Linked DNA regions of Homo sapiens: region 2 is linked to region 1. A link is a contact called in ENCODE Hi-C or POLR2A ChIA-PET data. All regions are on one chromosome and are shown on one strand. The core of a region is the stretch at or near the end of the contact, and the rest is flanking DNA. Distances in the headings are between cores, read along the strand shown.

Region 1 (4,765 bases), core at 862-3,361:
TCCCACACTTCAGAGCAGCATCATGATTCTGTCAGAAACAATAAAGTAATAAATGATGTTCAGGAAATTGGTTGACAATGTGAAGAAAAATAAAAGTAGATCCCTACCTCACAACGTATCTAAAAAATTATACCTAGGCTGGGCGTGGTGGCTCACACCTGTAATCCCAGCATTTTGGGAGGTTGACGTGGGTGGATCACTTGAGGTCAGGAGTTTGAGACCAGCCTGGCCAACATGGTGAAACCCTGTCTCTACTCAAAATACAAAAATTAGCTGGGTGTGGTGGCACATGCCTGTAATCCCAGCTACTGAGGAGGCTGAGGCAGGAGAATCACTTGAACCCGGGAGGCAAAGGTTGCAGTGAGCCAAGATCACCCCTCTGTACTCCAGCCTGGGTGACAAAGTGAGATTCTGTCTCAAAAAATGAAATAAAATAAAATAAAATAAAATAAAATAAAATAAAAGACAAATAATTATACCTAAAAGGCTGGGTACAGTGGCTCACGCCTGTAATCTCAACACTTTGGGAGGCGGAGGCTCAGGAGGATTGCTTGAACCCAGGAGTTCAAGACCAGCAACATAGTGGGACCCCATCTCCACAAAATATTTTTAAAAATTAGCCAGGTGTGGTGGCACATGCCTATAGTCCCAGGTACTCACAAGGTTGAGGTGGGAGAATTGCTTGAGCCTGGGAGATGAGACTACAGTGAGCAGTTATCACGCCACTGCACTCCAGCCTGGGCGACAGAGCCGGACCCTGTATCACTCAGGCTGGGCACAGTGGTTCACACCTGTAATCCCAGCACTTTGGGAGGCCGAGGCGGGTGGATCACTTAAGGTCAGGAGTTCGAGACCATGGCCATGACCCCATCTCTGCTAAAAATATGAAATTTCCCCAGGCGTGGTGGCGCGTACGTAGTCCCAGCTATTTGGGAGGCTGAGACATGAGAATCGTTTGAACCCAGTAGGCGGAGGCTGCAGTGAGCCCAGATTGAACCAGTGCATTCCAGCCTTGGTAACACAGCGAGACACCGTTTCAAAGAAAAAAAAAAAGCACTCAGATTAAAAAACAAAATGAAACACAATACAATACTATATAGTCATGGCTACATATAATTATTAAAAATGGACTGGGAGAACACAAGCTAATTCTAATTCATAATAGTTGCTTCTGGAGAGGATGAGAGGGTAATAGGCTTGAGAGTAGAAAAAACAGGTAAGTTTAACTTTTATTGTATTATCTAGCTTTTAAAAAATAAGCAAATAAATCATAATGCCAGTAGTCAATTTAGGGTGATGGGTGTACAGTATTTACAATATTCTCCGTATTAAGTGTCACAAAATAAAAATGATTATTTTTAAGTAAATGGGATGCCTGTGGATGATGTAGATAATTCCCTGTAATTTTCTGTTGGTCCCAATGTAAAGCTGACTTTTCTAGACGTTCTGTGGGCTCACAGGCCATCCTAGTTCCATTCACCAGACAGATCCAGGCGGACGCCCAGAGGCGTGTGAGCTGGGGCTACAGGCTTGCAAGGTATCGAGTTCACCGGCTGCTGAAAAATCAGTTATGAAGGTATACGTAGGGGTGGGACAGTGAATGGTGTATAAAAAGGAGGGTAAGGCAGAAGCTGGGGCCGCAGGATGTGGGTTAGAAAAGTGTGCCGAGGTGTGTGAACTGGCATGACAGCCTAAGTAAGACGCGGAATGTGGGTGCCCTGGAGGTCCCGCAAGGCTCTTCAGCTCTCAGTTTCGGGAGCTCAAGCCGCACCGCTGCTTTCACAGCTCATCGGGAACAGGCTGCTCAGTTCATTTCCTTGATGGCCACCCTCCTCCCTCTCGGCCACTCCCCTCCCCATCAACAAATCCCAACGCCCCTCACCCGGGACCGTGGACCTCGAGGAGCCACCGTTGCCTCGGATCTCGGACCACCAAACCTATTCTCCCGCCAATTCGGCCTTCTGACCTTCGCCTTCTGACCCCGAGAGCTACTCTTCCGTCTTCCGTAGCACAGGAATGCGTTCTGGGGCTTCAAGAAGCTGCTGTTTTTGAAAATGAGTCCTACCGAGGCAAGATGGCAGGTGCTGCAGCCAGGAAAATACATTTCCGTGTGTTTTAATATTTATTTTCACTCACTACAACTCTTTCGTGGAGGGAGCGGAATTTAAACTTCCGGGTCAGCCTCAGTGCAGCTTGGGAAACGTAGTTCCTAGTCCCCACGTCTCGCTCCTTGGAGCCCAGACTGAGGGAGCGTCGCGAAAGTTGCCCGTTTTGGAACGCTCCCATTTGGCTCTCCAAAGGGAAGAATTGGTTAAATAGTTGCACTGAAAATAATGCGATTCAAATTTCTCATTTTCCAAGAACGCTCCCTTGCTGAAGCTTGCAAGGGCACGGTACTCCCCTCTCCTTGACCCTGAAACGTGCAGCAAGTAGATAACCTCCTGATCCCTGACAGTCTCCGCCTGTGTTGATGCCCCGCCCCCTCTGCTGGAGTCCGAGCCGCCGATTGGCTAGGAGCACTTGAGCAGCGGAAGCAGCTGGCTCGCGCGGGGACTGCGGTGAGGGGGCGAGCCGTGAAGATGGCGGCAGTGGTGGAGGTGGAGGTTGGAGGTGGTGCTGCTGGGGAACGGGAGCTGGATGAGGTAAGCGGAGTTGAGAGACGAGGAGAGACTCAACCTGAGACTGAGGGGAGGGGCAGTGAGGTATCGGGAGGTGGGGGTCTTAGGAGAGAAGGGAAAGATCCTGAGAGGGAAGGAGCTGACTAGGGGGCGGGTGCGTGGAGAGCGAAGTCAGAGGCACTCCTGACTTGGGGACTCCGAGGCGGCCTTGGGAGTAGAAGACTTGCATTAGCCTCAAGGGTGAAGATGGAGGACAGAGAGAGAGGTCGGAGGGGTGGGGGTGTTAAGATTTTGTGATTACTAGCTGGGTGTCTTAGGGTAGGACCGAAGGGCTAAGAGGTAGTTTGAGTTGGAGGGACGTGAATTTCTTCAGGGGAAGGCTGGGCTTCTACTGTGGGAGAGGACTCTGTCTAAGCCTAGGGTGGGGGTTGGGGACACAGACCGGGAAAGAGTGCTAATCCACTAGTAGTATAGCTTTGAGTTATCTTAAAGTTGGAACTGTTTTATTTATCGTTCCATTCTAAGACTTTGTATCTAATGCATGCTCAGTAAAGTTTTGGCCAACGAATGAAGGAACAAGTGGATGAATAAATGATTGTATGCCGGAATTCATGCATTTATTCACTTAATAAACATTATGACTTTTGCTCCGGGTTCTGGGCCAGGTGCTAGGGAGACAAGGGGCCCCTCCGTTGAAGAGCCCACAGTCTAGTGGTGGGAGACAGACAAGAAGACTAGTCATTGCATTAGAGATATAATGGTGGCACTGAGAAGTGTGCAACATTTCAGCTTGGGATAGGGAAGGCTTCCCGGAGTTGCTGAGTTTTAAACGATAAATAAGTGTCTCTCTCTTCTTCTGGATTTATGAGTTCCTTGAAGGTGAGCTCCTTGAGATTGTATGTTCCCTTTACCTATCTAATAGGCATTTAAAGACTGGTGTATTAAAATACCAGTGGTCCTTGAAGGAATCACTAGGAGGAAGGAGATGTTGAGTGTGAAAGGAATGAAGGGACAGGGCAGAGAAGCAGAGACAGAGGTGAAAAGATTCTGAAGCCATGGAGACATTGATAGCTAGTGGTGTTTGTGATCTTGCACATGCCAGCATATGGGCAAAGACATCACAGGAATAGGAGGAAGGGGATTGGTTGTCAGAGATAGAACCAGTGAGATCTCTGAGGGGTCAGAATCTTAGAGGCCCCTTGCTGTGTGTTGGGTGTGGGAAGAGTGGGGAGGATTGGGGATGATTGAAGATGAGGTTCAGAGAAAGGGAGAAGTGGACTTGGGAAGCAATAAGACTGTTGCCTGGTAGTGGGATGAGTTGGAGGAGTTGGATTACCTGATTGGGATCATTAAGGTGGGAGGAAGGGACTGAGAAATTGACAGGTGATCACAGCAGGGGGATTTTTAAAGAAGTGTTGTAGTCTTCTACCTCCCAATCACTAGAGACTACAGGTGTTTGGATACCAGTTGGTTGGTTAGGTGGAGTGGTTGTGGAAATGACCTCCAAGACCCCTTCTAGCTTTTACATTTCTGTGATTACAGTTGGCTGTGGTTCAGTGAGATATATTTGAAGACACTTTGGAAAGGGTAAATACTGTATTGAAGTTCTTATTTAAGGTTTGTTAGTCATGGGCTCTCCCTTGAGACAATTACGTATATCTCAAAGCTGTAGTTACATATGTCAGGGTTCATTGAGATAAACAGCAGAAGTTTTGGCAGAGGAGAAAATAACATTTTCTTTTTTTATTTGAGATGGAGTTTCGCTCTTATTGCCCAGGCTGGAGTGCAGTATTGCAATCTCAGCTCACCACAACCTCTGCCTTCTGGGTTCAAACAATTCTCCTGCCTCAGCCTCCTGAGTAGCTGGGATTACAGGCATGCACCACCACGCCCGGCTGATTTTTTGTATTTTTAGTAGAGACAGGGTTTTTCCATGTTGGTCAGGCTGGCCTCGAACTCCTGACCTCAGGTGAGCCGCCGATCTTGTCCTCCCAAATGTGCTGGGATTACAGGTGTGAGTCACCGCGCCCGGCTAAGAAAATAACATTTTCATTAAGACATGTTTGATTTTTGTTTCTTAGCTTTTCTTTATTGCTTGAAGGACTTGAGAGCGTCTAGTAGTATAATAGACTTTACAGAGTATCATG
Region 2 (4,765 bases), core at 1,518-4,017, 890 kb after region 1:
AATTTTAAATTACATTTTAAGTACTTTAGGGCCAGGTGCAGTAGCTCATGCCTGTAATGCTAGCACTTGGGATGCCAAGGCAGGAGGATTGCTTGAGCCCAGGAATTAGAGACCAGCCTGGGCAACATAGTGAGACCTTGTCTTTACAAGAAAAATTTAAAATGAGCTGGGCGGCTGGGCACGGTGACTCACACCTGTAGTCCCAGCACTTTGGGAGGCTTGAGGCGGGTGGATCACTTGAGGTCAGGAGCTGGAGATCAGCCTGGCCAACATGGTGAAACCCTGTCTCTACTAAAAGTACAAAAATTAGCTGGGTGTGGTGACGCATGCCTGTAATCCCACCTATTCGGAAGGCGGATGCATGAGAATCGCTTGAACCCGGGAGGAGGCGGTTGCAATGAACCGAGATTGTGCCACTGCACTCCAGCCTGGGTAACAGAGACTCTGTCTCAAAAAACAAAACAAAACAAAACAACAACAAAACCAGCGATAGTGGCATGTGCCTGTAGTCTCAGCTACTCGGGAGACTGAGGTGGAAGAATCATTTAATCCCAGGAGGATGAGGCTGCAGTGAGCCATGATTGGGCCACTGCACTCCAGCCTGGGCAACAGAGAGAGACCCTGTCTCAAAAACAAAACAGAACAAAAAAAGTGAAGTACTTTAGGTCCCCAGATTATGGTATAACATTTTTTTATATTTATTGGTCAAATCATATATCTCTTACATAAATAATTTGAGATACATTAAACAGCAAGTTAAATGTAAAAAGCAGAAATTTGTCTCCATATATTATCTAAAATTTTATTTCAAGTGATCTTTATAATACAATCTTTCATATTCTAAAAATAGAACATGAATATTTTTAGTCAAAATCAATCACTTCTTTATCATATACTACTCAAAAATGACTATTTATTTAACATTTCCTAGGTGTATTTTGTGAGTCAAAAAAGGATTAGGAAACCCCTGCCCCAATATGGCTCCTTACCTGAGAGAAACGGCATCTCTGCACCTCACAGCCAGGCCAAGCCCTGTTAATATACTCTCCCATGCACACAGCCAGAGTTCCTTATTTATATAGTGTCTCCAAGCACCCAAGAGTCCGCCAGTTCTAAAGGGAATTCATCACTGTCATCAGCTGGCCCTGGGTCTCCATGGGTACTGTGCCTGTCTCCTGGGCATGGCTTTTGCTGAACGTTACCACCCATCTTCAACACAAATACTCCTTCAAGAGACAGGTCAGGCCTGGTTTGGGGCTAGAGGTACAGAGACATCTAGGACCCAGGTCCTGCCCTAAGGGGCACCGCACAGATTACAGGATGGTGTGATAACTGGTGACGGTTATAACTCGAACTCAACTGGGGCTGGTGTCTGAGAAGCTTGAACTCAGTGTAGGGGCAGGAAAGTTCTCCTGGAGGAGGTGATGCATGATTAGGAGCCAGGCCCCCTAGAGGCGACGATGTTCCAAACATCAGGCTCGGCCTGTGCAAAGGCCATGGGCGTCTAAGACAATGACATGTGGGGGACTGAGCCCAGCTCACTGGAAGCAGAGCAGGCTACACTGACCTGGGGGCGTCTAGGCCTTCACTGCTTTCTACGTCCTCTGACCCATCCCCATCAGAATCTCAACAGACTCGTCACCTCCAGGGCCTGCACTGCTCTCCCATCGTTGCCCAACTTCTCTCGTTCCCTAGGGATGTTCAAGTCTGCCAACACTCAGAGGGCAGGGCCTGCTGGCATGCCCCAGGGTGAGGCTGTGCCCAGCGAGTCCCTCCTTTCGTGTCTCACAGTAGCCTGAGCCTGCAGAGCTGGCTCTCTAGCATCTAGCTAGAGACGGTTTGACCACAGTTCCCTGCGACCCATGATTCACTTTCGAGGGTACCCACAAGAGATGTGTCTGCTCCTCCAGACGCCGCCCAATGGGGTGAAGCGTCTGGCCCTGAGTCAGGATGCTGGGGTGCTGGCCGTCTCAGCTACCCACTCCTTTGCAACCCCAGGCAAGCAAGCTCGTTCTCTCCTCCCGGCCAGGGGCTTTCTAGATGAAATCAGCTGCACCCCTTTACTCTCAGGGACCTAAAATTTCGGCGACCATGTGGAGCCGTAAACCCTTCTGCCTCCTGTCCTCCCAGCCCCGCACCCACCTGGCGTTTTCGTGTCACGGAACCTCTGCACGTGCTCTTCTCGAGGCCTAGAGTCCCTCTCTCCCTCTGGCCAACTCCTATTTCATCCCTCACAGACCCAACTCGAACGCCATCATCCCCGGAAAGCGGGGATTCCTCCCTTCAGTCTCTGCTTCCTTATCTTGCTGTCCTGCTGCGCCGCGCCCTCAGTGTACGCGCAGAGCCCGGGGCTGAGGGCCTCTGGGTCCCTGGCTGGGTGCGCGGCCAGGAGCGCGACGGCCTGGGAAGCACCAGCGGCTCTCGAACTCGGCCCGGGCGCGGCGGGGTTAAGACACCCGGGCCTTGAGGGCCCCGCCTCCGGAGCGCTCCACCCGCGTGGGGGAAGCCTCCCCGGAGGCTCCGACCTCGCTCCTGCTTATGACCCTCGCAGCCACAGGAGCCCCCACTTAGGTGAACATTTCGGACGGGGCCCCGGCGGTTCAGACCCGGAGGCGGCTCCTCCCGGAGGCAGATCCTCCCGGCGTCGGCCTTCGGTCCTCCCCGCCAAAGCCCTCTTGGGACAAGCCGGGGATTCCCCGCCGCCGCCCGCCCCCTGGCGTCACGGAGTCCCCGCGAGGCCCCGCCCCGGCCTGGCGCCGTCCTGGGCGGGAGGAACGCGCCGCTAGGCGGGAGAGCGCGGCCATGGCGGGGCCGGGCGTCCCCGGTGCCCCCGCAGCGCGCTGGAAACGCCACATCGTGCGGCAGCTGCGGCTTCGGGACCGTACGCAAAAGGCGCTTTTCCTGGAGCTGGTGCCGGCCTGTGAGTGCGCCCCGGTGCTGAGAGGATGGCGGCTGAGGGGACGCGGCTACGGGCGCGGGGAGAGGGTTTGGCTGGCTCCTCCGCCTGTGACCCGAGTGCGCTGTGCCTTATGCCTTGAGCCTGTGCGTTACGCCCATCCCGACTGCCAGGACTCCGCCCCTTGCCATCCAGGCTCTGGTTAGAACCTGGACGAGCCCCTCCTGGTCCCCCTGCCCTCGTCGCCCCTCAGGACGGGCTCTGCCTCCCACAAGCTGGGCTTCCGAGACGCAAGTGCGTCCTCGGGTGTTGGTTTTGCAGGGTCTCTTTTGCCTCCCCACCCGGGCAGTCCCCGGGGTAGGGGCTTGATCAGTGCACTTAGTCTCGGTAGCGCAGTGAAAGAACGCGGGACTTGTCCAGAGCAGCCACTTATTGGCCCATCCGGAGAGGGGCGACACTCGGAACCTCTAAGGAGGAGGCTGTGCATCTCAGGCTCTGCCGCTGACAGGCGACGCTGGCACAGGCTTATGGAACACCTCCCTGTCAGCCTACCCAGCCTGAGGGGGCATCAGGGGGCCCCGGGCTGCTGGTGGATGCTGGCTGAGCCCAGCGAAGTCGGACTCTCAGAATTGTTTCTGGGCAGCTGGTCAGGATAGGGTGTGGCATTTCAAGAGGGGATGAACAGGTGTGCCTGTGTGTCGCACCTCTGGCCGCCTGCGATTGTATGTCTGTGGTTGGAAGTCTAACCACAATCCCTGCGGCTCTCTCACTGGGGCTAATCTTGGCCAAACCCCCACAATCAAATCTGCTCTTAGCCAGGAAAATTTCTCTGCAAGCTTCCAGGCTGCTGGTCCTCTACCTTCAGGGTTGCGAGGCCAGCCCCCACCTCCAGCAGCCACACTTCTCCACTGCTCAGACAGACAGTGGAACCGTCCAGTTTGAGGGAGGGGGTCACCGCCCCCCCAACCCCTGCCCCCCGCCCCGACCCAGGGAGCTGTGAGTCTGAGGGACTAGAGAGATCTGGAGGGCTGAAATCAGACTGAAGGGCCAGTCTTGAAACCTTGGGCAGATCACATCGCTAAGCCTCAGTCTTCTTACTTGTTAATTGGGTATAGAGACCTTCTTTAGGTTTGCTGGGTGCTGCAGTACCCTGGGGGCTGAGGTGGGGTTTTCATGAGAACTAGGCCAGGCCCAGGGCCTCAGTCAAGGTGACAGGGCACTGAGTGTGGGAAGGAAGTTGATGAGGAGGGAGCTAGGCCCGGACTTACCACCCCACCCTCCCCTGGAACTGGTGAGAAAAGAGGAAGTGACTGTTGATGGGGGAGGGTGTTCCAGGGTCAAACCACCAACCTCCAGAATGTCGGCTGGATAATTGCTCAAGGACTTTCTATTCTGGCCTGGGGGTACCTTACACCAGGGCTGGGGAAGTTGGGATTATTTATTTATTTATTTATTTGAGATGGAGTCTTTGCTCTGTTGCCCAGGCTGGAGTGCAGTGGTGTGATCTCCGCTCACTGCAAGCTCTGCCTCCCAAGTTCACGCCTGTCTCCCGTCTCAGCCTCCCGAGTAGCTGGGACTACAGGCGCCTGCCACCACGCCTGGCTAATTTTTTGTATTTTTTAGTAGAGATGGGGGTTTCACCGTGTTAGCCAGGATGGTCTCGATCTCCTGACCTCGTGATCCGCCCGCCTCGGCCTCCCAGAGCGCTGGGAATTCAGGTGTGAGCCACCGCGCCCGGCTGGGGATTATTTTTAAGTGCAGAAAGCTAGAGCCCTTGGAGGGGAAGTGACTTGCCAAAGGCCATTGACAGGTAGAGCTCGGTTTATTTCATCACTTTCTGGGGCTAAGCCTTGCTCTGAGGCAGGGATG

What was found. Hi-C counts contacts between places; a loop is a spot of excess contacts on that map. ChIA-PET counts read pairs that join two places held with the same protein, here RNA polymerase II (POLR2A). Pooled maps may share reads with other maps.
Region 2: a map of CD4-positive, alpha-beta T cell shows a loop between it and region 1 (6-fold over the local background). The contact joins the promoter of ATG16L2 here to the promoter of XNDC1N in region 1. A Hi-C loop is called at or near these places in 1 of 168 maps with a recorded cell type or tissue (CD4-positive, alpha-beta T cell), 2 of 37 single-sample maps with no recorded cell type and 6 of 50 pooled maps. POLR2A ChIA-PET finds 5 or more read pairs at or near these places in 1 of 52 experiments (RWPE1).

Annotation. Positions count from the first base shown.
Region 1 is chr11:71,926,483-71,931,247 of GRCh38, forward strand. XNDC1N (XRCC1 N-terminal domain containing 1, N-terminal like) reads right to left here and starts at 2,112. Exons shown (of 6, transcript NM_001375847.2): 1 at 1,883-2,112. It overlaps RNF121 (ring finger protein 121), which reads left to right and starts at 2,564. Exons shown (of 9, transcript NM_018320.5): 1 at 2,564-2,642. The coding sequence starts at 2,580. XNDC1N-ZNF705EP-ALG1L9P (XNDC1N-ZNF705EP-ALG1L9P readthrough) reads right to left here and starts at 2,112. Exons shown (of 11, transcript NR_172895.1): 1 at 1,883-2,112. RefSeq lists an enhancer at 1,945-2,254.
Region 2 is chr11:72,811,644-72,816,408 of GRCh38, forward strand. It overlaps ATG16L2 (autophagy related 16 like 2), which reads left to right and starts at 2,768. Exons shown (of 18, transcript NM_033388.2): 1 at 2,768-2,920. The coding sequence starts at 2,803. It overlaps LOC107984421 (a long non-coding RNA gene), which reads right to left and starts at 2,424. Exons shown (of 3, transcript XR_007062771.1): 1 at 990-2,424. RefSeq lists enhancers at 1,031-1,090, 1,251-1,380, 3,391-3,540 and silencers at 1,921-2,010, 2,411-2,860.